2 separate regions of the Homo sapiens genome follow, and region 1 is linked to region 2. A link is an interaction called in ENCODE POLR2A ChIA-PET data of the cell type or tissue named here. Cell type or tissue: Panc1. All regions are shown on one strand. Links, peaks and the distances in the headings refer to the core of each region. The heading gives the core; the rest is flanking DNA.

Region 1 (5,000 bases), core at 1-5,000, 300 kb after region 2:
TAATTAGTATTAGTTGTTGTCTTTGCTATTATTTTGATGTGGTGGTTGTTTGGTTTCACCTGTGTACTATCAGGACATGCTGAAATAAAATTTAAGAATTGGCTTTATAATATTAGAAAAGCAAACTTTTGTACGATATGGGTATGAAAAATTGTTGGGAGTCTACTTTTTCTCTCTTACCTAATTTGTCTTAGTCTTTTTAAAGCTTAGATTTTCCAAATGAGCCATAGCAAAATATAATGTTTAAAAATGTTTAAATTCTAAGCACTATGTCATAGTTAAATAACTTAAAGGTGCTACATCTTATACAGTCCAAAAGGAACATAATTAGTAAAATTCTACAATTTAGAAAAAAAAATAGCTGACAGTGACTGATTTATAAAAGTAAAATATCTTTTGTTAATACTAATATTCTTTTTATAAATTAATTGATGACAAAAAATTGAGTGAATGAGATTTGCAGTTCATTTATCTATGATGCTGGTTTATTTAATCTCTATAATTTGCTGTATTTGAAAGAGCATAGTGATAGAGGTCATGATAAAATCTAGGCCCAGTGCCACAACTAAATCCCTGTAGGAACTCTCAAGGTTTTGATTTCATCTCTGAATGGGAATAACACCTTCCAAGAATATTATGAAGATTAAAAAGTTACGTATCATAAATACACACAGAGTAACAATACTGGGAATATTGCAACTTGTAAGAAAGAGGAAGCATATGGCATATTCTGATGGTTAGGGATATGGACTCTGTAGCTGGGATGCCTGAAAGAGAACTCTGACTCCACTAATGGCTAGTTATATGAAATTGTGCAGATAATTTAACTTCTCTGAGTTTGCATTTTTCTTTGTCTATATAATGGGGATAATAATAGTACCTACCTCACACATAGTGTTAATTTCTATTAGTGGTTCTCATTAAGATAGTATTGTTGTTCATCCCTGGTTGTTAGCCATCATGTATCTGAGTTAGAGAGTCATTGATTTTAGAAAGTCCCGAGGAGACTATCAGGTCAAGCAACCTGCCTCCTGCTAGACAATTAGCTTTATCCATGAGTTACCAAAGAGGGAGCCGAAACCCAGGGAAGCTGAAAGAGCTGTTGATTGTCACCCTGTGAGTTGGTGATAGAAAGATATCTGGAATCCCAGTAGTTGCCCATTTCCTAGTTCTGGGCTCTGCATTGCACTAGAATACTGTGCCATTCTAAATATGAAAAGGCAGTATGACCATTGTGCTTGTCACTTTCCATTCCCTAGATGCTATCTTATATTTGTCCTTATGAAATTTAACCTGTGACTTTCAGATCACTTAGAACCTTGGTTGGACAGTGTTTTCTAGTGTTATTTAGTATATTTTTTTGTCATCTTCTGTTGTCTTTGGGTTCCCCTAAAAGAGCTATACTCTGGGTGCCAGGAAACTTCACACATGACTGTCTTCTCTTCCTCGACTTCCCTCTCTACTTACCTTTCCAGCTCGTAGCAAATCAGAAGACTTCTCTGACACCTCTCTATGTCTAAAGGTCCTTTGATATTCTCACATGGCGGCATGAATCACAGTGTATTTTAACTGGCCTTTTCCTTGTATGTCTCCTACAATGAGCTGTTGAAGCTTCATGAAAACACAATCTGTTTTACTCAGGGCAGTTATAATTCCAATTACAAAGCACATTTCCTGGCTCCTGGCTAGGAACTCGATCATTTTTCGATGCTTCCTTGCTCAGGACTTTCTGATTCCTTCTTAAAACATTTTGGGGCATCTCCTTCTCCTGGTTTTTGGAAACATATTCTCATACTGCTATGAAGGTTTTTACTGACATTTCCAACTTCTCTTAAATTGATTCAGCAAATGTTTTTCCATAATAAATGTCATTGATATGTCATCAATATGGAGAGCAACAACAGAATGCATTGAGTAAACTCCTCCCCTGGAGGTCTGAGAATCTAGATTCCAGTTCTCACAGAGCCACCACCTTGGTGACCTTGGACAGTAGACCTTCTAAGCCTCAGTTTCCTTATCCCTTAAGTGGGGATATTAATAGAACCCATTCTCAGAGATGTTGCCAAGATTAAAATAACCAAGATAATTCCTGTAGATGATTTGGCATAGTGCCTGCCACGTACTAAGCAAGAGTTAGCCTCCGTCATTATAGTATGATCATAAAAAATGAACAGACTAAACGAAGTAACCAGAAGGAAAGAAATTTTAATTCTTAAAATGTAATAGTTTCTTGGTTTTTTTTTTTCTGTGAAACACCTGCATGGCACCTTTTTGTTATTCATACTGTTTTGACTGTGGCTGTCGTAGATTCTTGTTGAAAGTCTGAGAGACTGAGACTTGTCATTTTGAACATGGCATCAGTGGAACAGCTTATGATTCAATAATTGCATCATCCTGGACAAGCACCAGTAGAAGTGAGTCAGGACATGTGATAAAAAGACATTCATTTTGCCCCTCCTCCCTCTCTGTATTTTCTTTGCTATAAAATTATTGATGTTAAGCCCATAGTACTAATATTTCAGTTCAATTCATAATAAAATTTGAGGGCATTTGAATATATTATCTGTTGTAAATTATAATTTTATATTTGACCACAGAGTATTTGAAGTGGGTCTTTTCTTTCCCCAAAATTCTATTTTAATAACTAAAAAATATTCTTAGGAGAAGTATTATTTAAGAACAGGTTTATATTAAATAACATCATTTCACTTTCAACTTTCTGGTGGTCAAAAAATATGCTAATACTAATTAGGATATGATACACATGTTCTGTTAGAACAGTTTTGGCAGTTAGAAGACTTCTCTTCTTGTGTTTGAAAGGGATGTTACTTGGGGTAGTTATGAGCCATGTATCCAGATGTCCTGAAAGGACCAGTGGTAGATGTATTTCTATTTTTGTCTTTTCTTTTTTCTTTCTGGCATTCTAGTTGCTGAGTGACTGACTTTTGTTTTCAGCTCTTCTCACAATCACCATTGTTCTAATAACTTTGCTTAAATAGAATGTCTCCTTTTGCTATAAGCCATGGGGCCATTTACCGTTAATTTTTTAAAGTACTGAAATGAGAACCTCATAAATTAAAGAACACTCCTGATTCTGAGTTAGCAGATCCTACTAAGCCTTTTGCAGATGGAAATTTCCTTTAAATTGGTTTGTTTTCCTTTAACATTCCATTATCCTATTGTTCATTCTTTGGAGCTGTGATTTGTTTAATATATTTCAGGCTTCTTAATAAATCAAGTCATGTAAGTTATTATTTGGATCATTTCGAAACTACAACAGCTTATCAAACCTCTGAAAGAAGAATTTTGTGTTTGCCCACAGACTGAAGAACTGATTCAGTTTTATTGGCTGAGCTACCTTCATTATTCATATTTAATTCCTGGTACTGAGGGTGGGAGGAGGGAGAGGAGCAGAAAAGATACAACTATTGGGTACTGGGCCTAATATCTGGGTGATGAAATAATATGTACAACAAGCCCCCGTGACATGTGTTTACCTATTTAACGAACCCTCACATGTATCCCCAAGCCTAAAAGTTTAAAAATATATATTTGGTAAATCAATTGATGTGTTTTAAAAAATATCGCCTTTTGGCCGGGTGTGGTGGCCCATGTCTGTAACCCCAGCACTTTGGGAGGCCAAGCCGGGCGGATCACGAGGTCAGGAGTTCAAGACCAGCCTGGCCAACATGGTGAAACCCTGTCTCTACTAAAAATACAAAAAATAGCTGGGCGTGGTGGCGCGCACCTGTAATCCCAGCTACTCGGGAGGCTGAGGCAGGGGAATCTCTTCAACCCAGGAGGCGGAGGTTGCAGTGAGCCAAGATTGTGCCATTGGACTCCAGCCTGGGCGACAGAGCGAGACTCTGTCTCAAAAAAAAAAAAAAAAAAAAAAAATCATCTTTAAAGAGATAACTAACCCTTCCCCAGAAGGCAGGGCCAAAGTCTAAGGTTCTTCCAGGTCCTTTGTATTCCCTATAAATTTTAGAGTCAGCCTGTCAATTTCTATACACACACAAAAAAAGCCTGCTGGGATTATGATTGGTATTGCATTGAAATTAAATCAATTTGGGTATAAGAGACTTCAATTTGGGGATTGAGTCTATATTGAGTCTTCCAATCCAGGAACACTGTATATCTCTCCATTTAGTCAGATATTTAGTTTATTTCAACAATATTTTCAGATCTTTAGTTCCTTTCAGCAATATTTTCTCATTTTTCCTGTAAAGCTCTTGCACATCTTTTGTCCCATATCTATTGTGTATATGTGTTTTGCTAGTTATTAAATTATATTAATATAAATTTTATTTTCCAATTGTTTGTCGCATATATAGAATGTTTTAAAAATATTGTGTCCTGTGACCATGCTAAATTAACTAATTCTAGTCATTATGTCTTCATTATCTTTCTCTTGAATTTTCATTGTCTTCCCCTTCTGGGACTCCATTCATATGTAAGGCCATTTGATACTGTCTCTCAGGTCCATGAAGTTCTGTTAATTTTTCTTCATTCTTCTTTTTCTCTGTGTTCTTCAACTGAATGAATGCCATTAATAATTTGGTATGTAATGGCTCACTTAAACTTCCTTTTGTTTTTAAGATATTTCTACTCTCAGCTGTGTCTGGAATCCTTTAGTCCGGAGCCCCACCAACCCTCAGCCTAGAAGGAAGGAGGAGAAGGATAGGGTGAAAGGAAGGGGAGAGCTTCTAGCTTCAGGACAGAGATCAGAACAAACAACAGAGCAGTCATCTTGGATAAGGAAACTTCCCTCAAACCTATTACTTATATCCTCAGAAATAAGAAAAATAATGCATTTATCAAATTAAAGGATTTTGAAAAAGGGAACATTCAGAGAATAAAACTAAACTCTTGAAAGTTAAAAGGATGATAACATAAATGAAAAGCTCAGTTGAAGGATTGAAAGATAAAAGTAAGAAAATATCCCAGAAATAAGAGCAAAAAGACAGCAATGTAAAATAGGGGAGAAGATAAGAGAATTA
Region 2 (6,567 bases), core at 712-5,711:
GACCAGCCTGACCAACATGGCGAAACCCTGCCTCTACTAAAAATACAAAAATTAGCCAGGTGTGGTGGCAGACGCCTATAATCCCAGCTACTTGGGAGGTTGAGGCAAGAGAATCACTTGAACCCAGGAGGTGGAGGTTGCAGTGACCGGAGATCGTGCCACTGCACTCCAGCCTGGGCAACAGAGCAAGACTCTGTCTCAAAAATAATACATAAATAAATAAATAAATAGTGAAACTAGTTCGTTTTCAGTTTCCCAAGACCTTAAACCTGGTCCACGTTACTATCTACTCTCACTTAGACCAACATCTAAACCATCTAATTAGTGTCTTACTTTCCTCTTGTTCCCTGCGTCCTATTCTCTACACTATAAACAAAGTAGTCTTTTGAAAGCACCATCTAATTTCATTAACTCAGTGCCTACAACGTATTGTGGCTCTTGGGGTAAATACCAGAATCCTTAACATGATGTTATACCCAGCAAGATCTACCTACTCCAACATCTCCATGTTTGGCTTATATTGTGCTTCTCTTTCCCCTATTATTTGTTCTCATAGCACCATATAGCTCTCTTTGAAACCCTTTGCAAGGTATAATTTTAGTTAATTACTTGATGACCCTCATTTGATAATAAACAGCAGGAGAGCAAAGACCATGTCTATTTTGGCTCATAATTATATTCCTGGTAGCTAGCTTAAAGACTTGCATACAAAAGGCTTTAACTATGTTTTCATTGCATGAATGAAGAAATACATAAATAAATGGTCAATTGTTTTCTCAACCACTAGGTACTGTTTTTAGTAGTCAGAAAACATATTTAAGGGATGAAAACTATGTCCATTTCTTACAATTCTACAATAAATACTACCTTCTAAATGTCATGGCCTTGGTGGGAAGTTATCAAGGGAGTCAGTAAAAGGATACATATTTCTACCTTTCCAGAAGAAAGAAGGGAGAGGAAAAACATAGTTATGATCCATTATCTCTGAAATTCTCTTCAATTGTCTAAATGTCCCAGTTGTTGAATGAATCTTTAACTCCCTAGAAAAGTACTGTGTGTTCACCGGGGCCTGTCAGAGGGTGGGGGGCAAGAAGATGGAGAGCATTAGGACAAACAACTAATGCATGCAGGGCTTAAAACCTAAATGACTGGTTGACAGGTGCAGCAAACCACCATGGCACATGTATAGCTATGTAACAAACCTGCACGTTCTGCACATGTATCCCAGAACTTAAACTTACAAAAAAAAAGTACTGTGTGTTTTATTTATAGAAAACATGAATTTTGAGGGTTTTTAAAAAATATATAGCCAATTATTTTACAAATGCTATAGAAAACATTCTTGTTTGTTTCAATTTTATTTACATACTGGCCCACCTTTTATAGCTCACTAGTTGTTAGACATTGGACCACAAAGATGGATAAGATATACCCAATGTTCTTGAAAAGATCTGAGCCCCACAAGGCATGATTGTCTCTTAAACAATACTAAGCAGTAAGAATTGCAATAGAAATGTGCATATGTCCCAAATGAGAAGGAACTGATATACCAGGAGAGTCTAGAAACTTATTTTGAGATTTATATGGTTAGTACATCCAAGAAGTTTATAACACTTGGCCATGCATAGTATATACCAAGTGAAAAAGAATGCCCTTTCTTCTGTGTGTGTAAATATTGTGTCCAATTAAAATTTTGTCTGAACAAGATCTTTCTTAACCTTTGATTCCTATGTAACTTCCATTGTCCTGAATTGTTTTCTTCATTTCTGATTTTTGACTCTTGTTACCAATTTTGTCTATGGCAGGGGTCCCCAGTCCCTGGGCCACAGACTGGTACTGGTCCATGGCCTGTTAGGAACCATGCTGCACAGCAGGAGGTGAGCAGCAGGTGAGCAAGCAAAGCTTCATCTGTGTTTACAGCCGCTCCCCATCACTCACATTACCACCTGTGCTCTGCCTCCTGTCAGATGAGAGGCGGCATTAGATTCCCATAGGAGGAAGAGTTCCTATTGTGAACTGCACATGCGAGGAATCTTGGTTGTGTACTCCTTATCAGAACCTAATGCCTGACAATCTGTCACTCCTCCCATCACCCCCAGATGGGACCGACTAGTTGGAGGAAAACAAATCCAAGTCTCCCACTGATTCTACATTATGGTGAGTTGTATAATTATTTCATTATATATTACAATGTAGTAATAATAGAAATAAAATGCACAATAAATGTAATGTGCTTGAATCATCACAAAACAAACCCCTCCTCCTTGGTTCATGGAAAAATTGTCTTCCACAAAACTGGTCCGTTGTGCCAAAAACTTTGGGGACCACCGGTCTAAGGCATTTTCCTTCAAGTAACCTCCCAGTAATCAACCTTGACTACGCTAACAACTTTGTCTCCTGCATCATGGACAGAACCAGTAAATAGACTCCTGACCAGCCCTGTATTTCATCTATCCCTCCAACCTAGGCAAGACCTGTACATGTATTTTATGTAAAGAGGGAGATAGATGTGAACACAAATAAACTTGCAACACCAGCAAAAGCAAACAGTATGGTGATATGAGAGGCCACATAGCATGTACTTGAGAGTATGTGTTCTCGAGTAAGAAGTCAGATGCTATCTCTTATTAGGTGGATGAAATGAAGCAACTTACTTAACCTCAATCATGAATGAGAATAATAATGATATCTATCTCATAAAGCAATAGCAAGTATTAAAGTAAAGAATTTAGGTAATATGCTTAATACAGTGCCTGGCACCTAAAGGACAAAAAATAAACAATAGGCATGAGAATGATTAACAAAGGAATTATAAAGATGTGTATAAAATGCTGCAGGAAACCAGATCAAGTTATGAGTGACTCTGCTTAAGAAGTTCACTGAAGGAGAGACATTTGAGCTAAACGTCAAAGAGTAGAGGGAAGCCAGGAGGGAGATTGGCAAAATGACATTCAGAGACAGGAAACATCACAAACTAAAAATAAATGGTAGATTTGAGGCTTAAGAGACTACAGAAAAAAATAAATGATAAGCTTGCTTGAATCAGGGGCTCAGCTCTGGATAACAGAGAAGAATCTAAACTAAATCTTGGAGATATTTCCTAGAACGGGTTTCAAGGTGATGGCATAAATTGTATTAAAGTCGTTTGTGTGTAAAGTATATGCCATTAACAGCCTTGACTTCACAATATGGAGTTGTTATTAAAAGCTCACTCTCTTCTTTGAAGACATTTATATGGAAACGCTAAGTGTTTTTACAATCATGATTATCAGCTACTTCTGTTGTTGAAAATTCCTCTTAACATTTTGCTGACCAAAGTGCACATTTTCAGGGTCAAACTATAAATTCAAAGATATAGGCCACGATTTCCTTGTTTACTCAGAGGCTACGTCTGGGCTCTGGAGAGACATTCTTCTAAACTCTCCCAAAAATATGCTTTTGGTCATCACATTCAAACAGAACATTCTTCTTGAATCTTACTATTTTATGTCAATGTCTGTCTCTGTCTCCCCACACCCCCTATGCTGGCCCTTCTCACTCTTTTTGTCAGTTCGAGCTCTTTCATGATTGGCACCCTCCCTGTGAGACTTTGAACAATTTGGTATTTTGCTTATGTTTGTTTTTAGCCTCACATATGCTATGAATCACCCAATACTTTCTGCTCCATTACTACCAAGCTGACGTTTGAAAAACACAGTTTGCTATTTTATTTTCCTCTTCCATTATTCATTCGGCCCCTCCAAATGTATTTTTTTTTTTACACATGAACCCAGCGCTAAAAATACGCATCAGTTGAAGGTTCTGCCAAAATACTTAGTGAATGAGTAATTCAACTTATCCAAGACCGAAAGAAGTATGGGGGTCCTCGGAAATGAATGAACCAATTTGTCTGAAACCTGACTTCATTAAGACATAAAAGTGTGACTATATGGGATATAAAGTCACTGAGTCAGTCTGACATTCAATGTAGACCTCATGTCAGCCTTCAGGAATTGACATCCTTCCCCAAATATTGCAGGTTCAGCCAATGTTCTTATTCACAGCACAAGCATAGTGTGACCCCTGTGTTCTTTTTTAAATTTCTTTATAGCTCTTCTCTTTATCTATGTTTGTTTATTTTCTTGTCTGTATCTCTCATATAGAATGTAATTCTCTGAAGGAAGAAATGACTTTCTGTGCTGTTTTCCCAGCACAAAATGAGTGCCTTGAACAGGGTAGGTGCTCAAATTTGTTGAATCAATTGTCCCCCAAAGTCCAATAAGCCCTAACTATTAATTCCTTTTTTAACTTGTATTATTCCTAAGAATAAAATAATAACAATGGTTATAATTCACGACTCCCTGCTACATGGCTAGAACTGTGCTAGCACACTAATAGAGCTATATAACATTATCCTGTGTCATCCCCACAGCTTCTCTGAGTGATCAATACTTGTACCTCATTTTGCAAATTTTGCAGACTATTGAAGCTCAGAGAGGTGAGGTAATTCATCCAAGGTCACATAGCCCAGAAGCAAAAGCTTAGGCCTTAAGTCTTGGACTGCTTTACCAGTTTATCATACTGCCACTGCTTGCCATCAAGTGCCATGTATCTTTGTCAAATAAGTCCTTTTTTGTTGAGTCTGGATTGGAGCTAAAGAAAGGAGTTGTCAGTGTGAGTGGTTTGCTTCCCCTCTTCTCATATGTTGCAGAGCGTTAGGGATGATTATTCACTCTCCTGCTTCTTGTCCCTCTGGCTACTTCAGTTCACCACACCCTTTGGGAAAAACAAAACAAAACTGACCTCTTTTCCAAAACTCATCCATCTTTCCCAGTTATATTTCTTTTCTTTCTTTTTTCTTTTTTTTTTTTGGAGATGGAGTTTCGCTCTTGTTGCCCAGGCTGGAGCACAGTGGTGCAGTCTCGGCTCACCACAGCCTCTGCCTTCCGGGTTCAAGCGATTCTCCTGCCTCAGCCTCCCGAGTAGCTGAGATTACAAGCACGCACCAACATGCCTGGTTAATTTTGTATTTTTAGTAGAGATGGGGTTTCTCCATGTTGGTCAGGCTGGCCTCGAACTACCGACCTCAGGTGATCCACCCACCTTGGCCTCCCTAAGTGCTGGGATTACAGGCATGAGCCACCGCGCCCAGCCTCCCAGTTATATTTCTAAGCAAATCTGGGGGGATTCAAGCTTCACAGTAAAGTCCTACCATCAAACTAGATCATAAGCTCCCCCTGCTCCTGAGGGATTTCACAGGCCACTGGAAGTGTGTGAACAACTGCATCAAAGGTGGCTGACTCTCCACAAAAAAAGCAAACCAGGGGAAGGACCGCCCTTGTATGCTCTTTGACGTTTTCCTTCTGGATCCAGTTCCATGCCTCTGCCTGGGACTTTTAAAGATCTCTGGCTTTATTTACTCTCTCCACTTCATCTAGTGAGCCTTGAGTCATAGCCACCAGCCATCCAGATAAGGCAACCACTTCTTTGTTCTTTCTTGCTTGCTTGCTTTTGTGCTTTCTTGCTTTCTTTCTTCTTTCTTTCTGTCTTACTTTCTGTCTCCCTTCCTTTCTGTTTTTATTTTATTTTATTTTATTTCTTTTCTTTTCTTTTTCTTTCTCTTCTTTTTTCTTAGATTTTACAATTCACTGAATTTCCCCTGCATTGATAGTTTATTTCCCAGCAATATAAACTCCAGATCATTATTCAAGTCTCAGTAAATATAACTTCCTCACAATACTTTCTGATTATCCAAAGCAGAATTAATGTCTCCATAAAAGTTTGCACAAACTCTACAATATCACTTACCACACAGAATAAATAGCTGTTTACCTGTCATCTACCCACTGTAGACTTCCAACACCCTGTGATCAGGGATTACATCACATTAATCTTTCTACTCCCCACTAATCATCTGCCATTTAGTAGATGTGCAATAAGTGTTGAGTGAGTTTTATGTCCACACAGGTTATTCATCCTCTGTTGGAACACTTCTAATGACAACTCACTATTTCAAGATCCAGTCATTTCTATTGTTGCACAGATATAATTATTATAAGGTCAAAGTTTTTTCTTACATTGGACTGATCTCAGTGTCTCTGACATTTCCTCTTTTGGTTCTGGTTTGGCCCTCTGGACCCACCCAGATGAAGTTGGCTCCTCGTTAGGGATTTAAAGACAGTAAACGTGCCCTCCCTAACTCTTCTCTCCTCCAAGTTAAACAGCCTGCTTGCCTCTAGTGAGGGCCTGCACATGAGGACCTGTAAATCTTAGCCATCCTGGTTCTTCTTCCCAGGATAACCTCTAATCATCAATATTCCTTTGAAAGAGGGTTCCCATGCCACATCCCAGACATGGAAGCAATACTGAGTACTATGGGATTCCACTAGGCTGGGCACTATACTTTTACAAATAACCTTAATAATATATTTTTGGGTATTCTGTCAGTTCTTTGGTCTTTTTTTTTTAACAGTGAGGAAATCAGATTTCTACTGAATCCTGCTACAATTAATTTTGTAACCTTAAAAGTAAAACTTTATATTTGTCAGTGTTAACAAATCTTATTTATTTGAGATTTGGGGGTATTTA

The links. Peaks named below come from ENCODE experiments on the same cell type or tissue, not always from the same donor. Only the 100,000 strongest peaks of a DNase experiment are listed, where the experiment ranks them.
Region 1: POLR2A ChIA-PET joins it to region 2 with 17 read pairs; 2 of 35 experiments call an interaction of 5 or more read pairs at or near these places.

What each region holds. Positions count from the first base shown.
Region 1 is chr5:143,339,374-143,344,373 of GRCh38, reverse strand. All of the region lies in intron 2 of NR3C1 (nuclear receptor subfamily 3 group C member 1), which reads left to right. Among named protein-coding and RNA genes, the nearest start is that of NR3C1, 62 kb to the left of the region's middle. In Panc1, for the core only: a CTCF peak has its summit at 1,086; a DNase peak (open chromatin) is centred at 2,383; H3K27ac peaks cover 2,652 bases.
Region 2 is chr5:143,634,217-143,640,783 of GRCh38, reverse strand. No RefSeq gene overlaps it. Among named protein-coding and RNA genes, the nearest start is that of MIR5197, 42 kb to the left of the region's middle. In Panc1, for the core only: no CTCF peak of the experiment used is centred there; no DNase peak of the experiment used is centred there.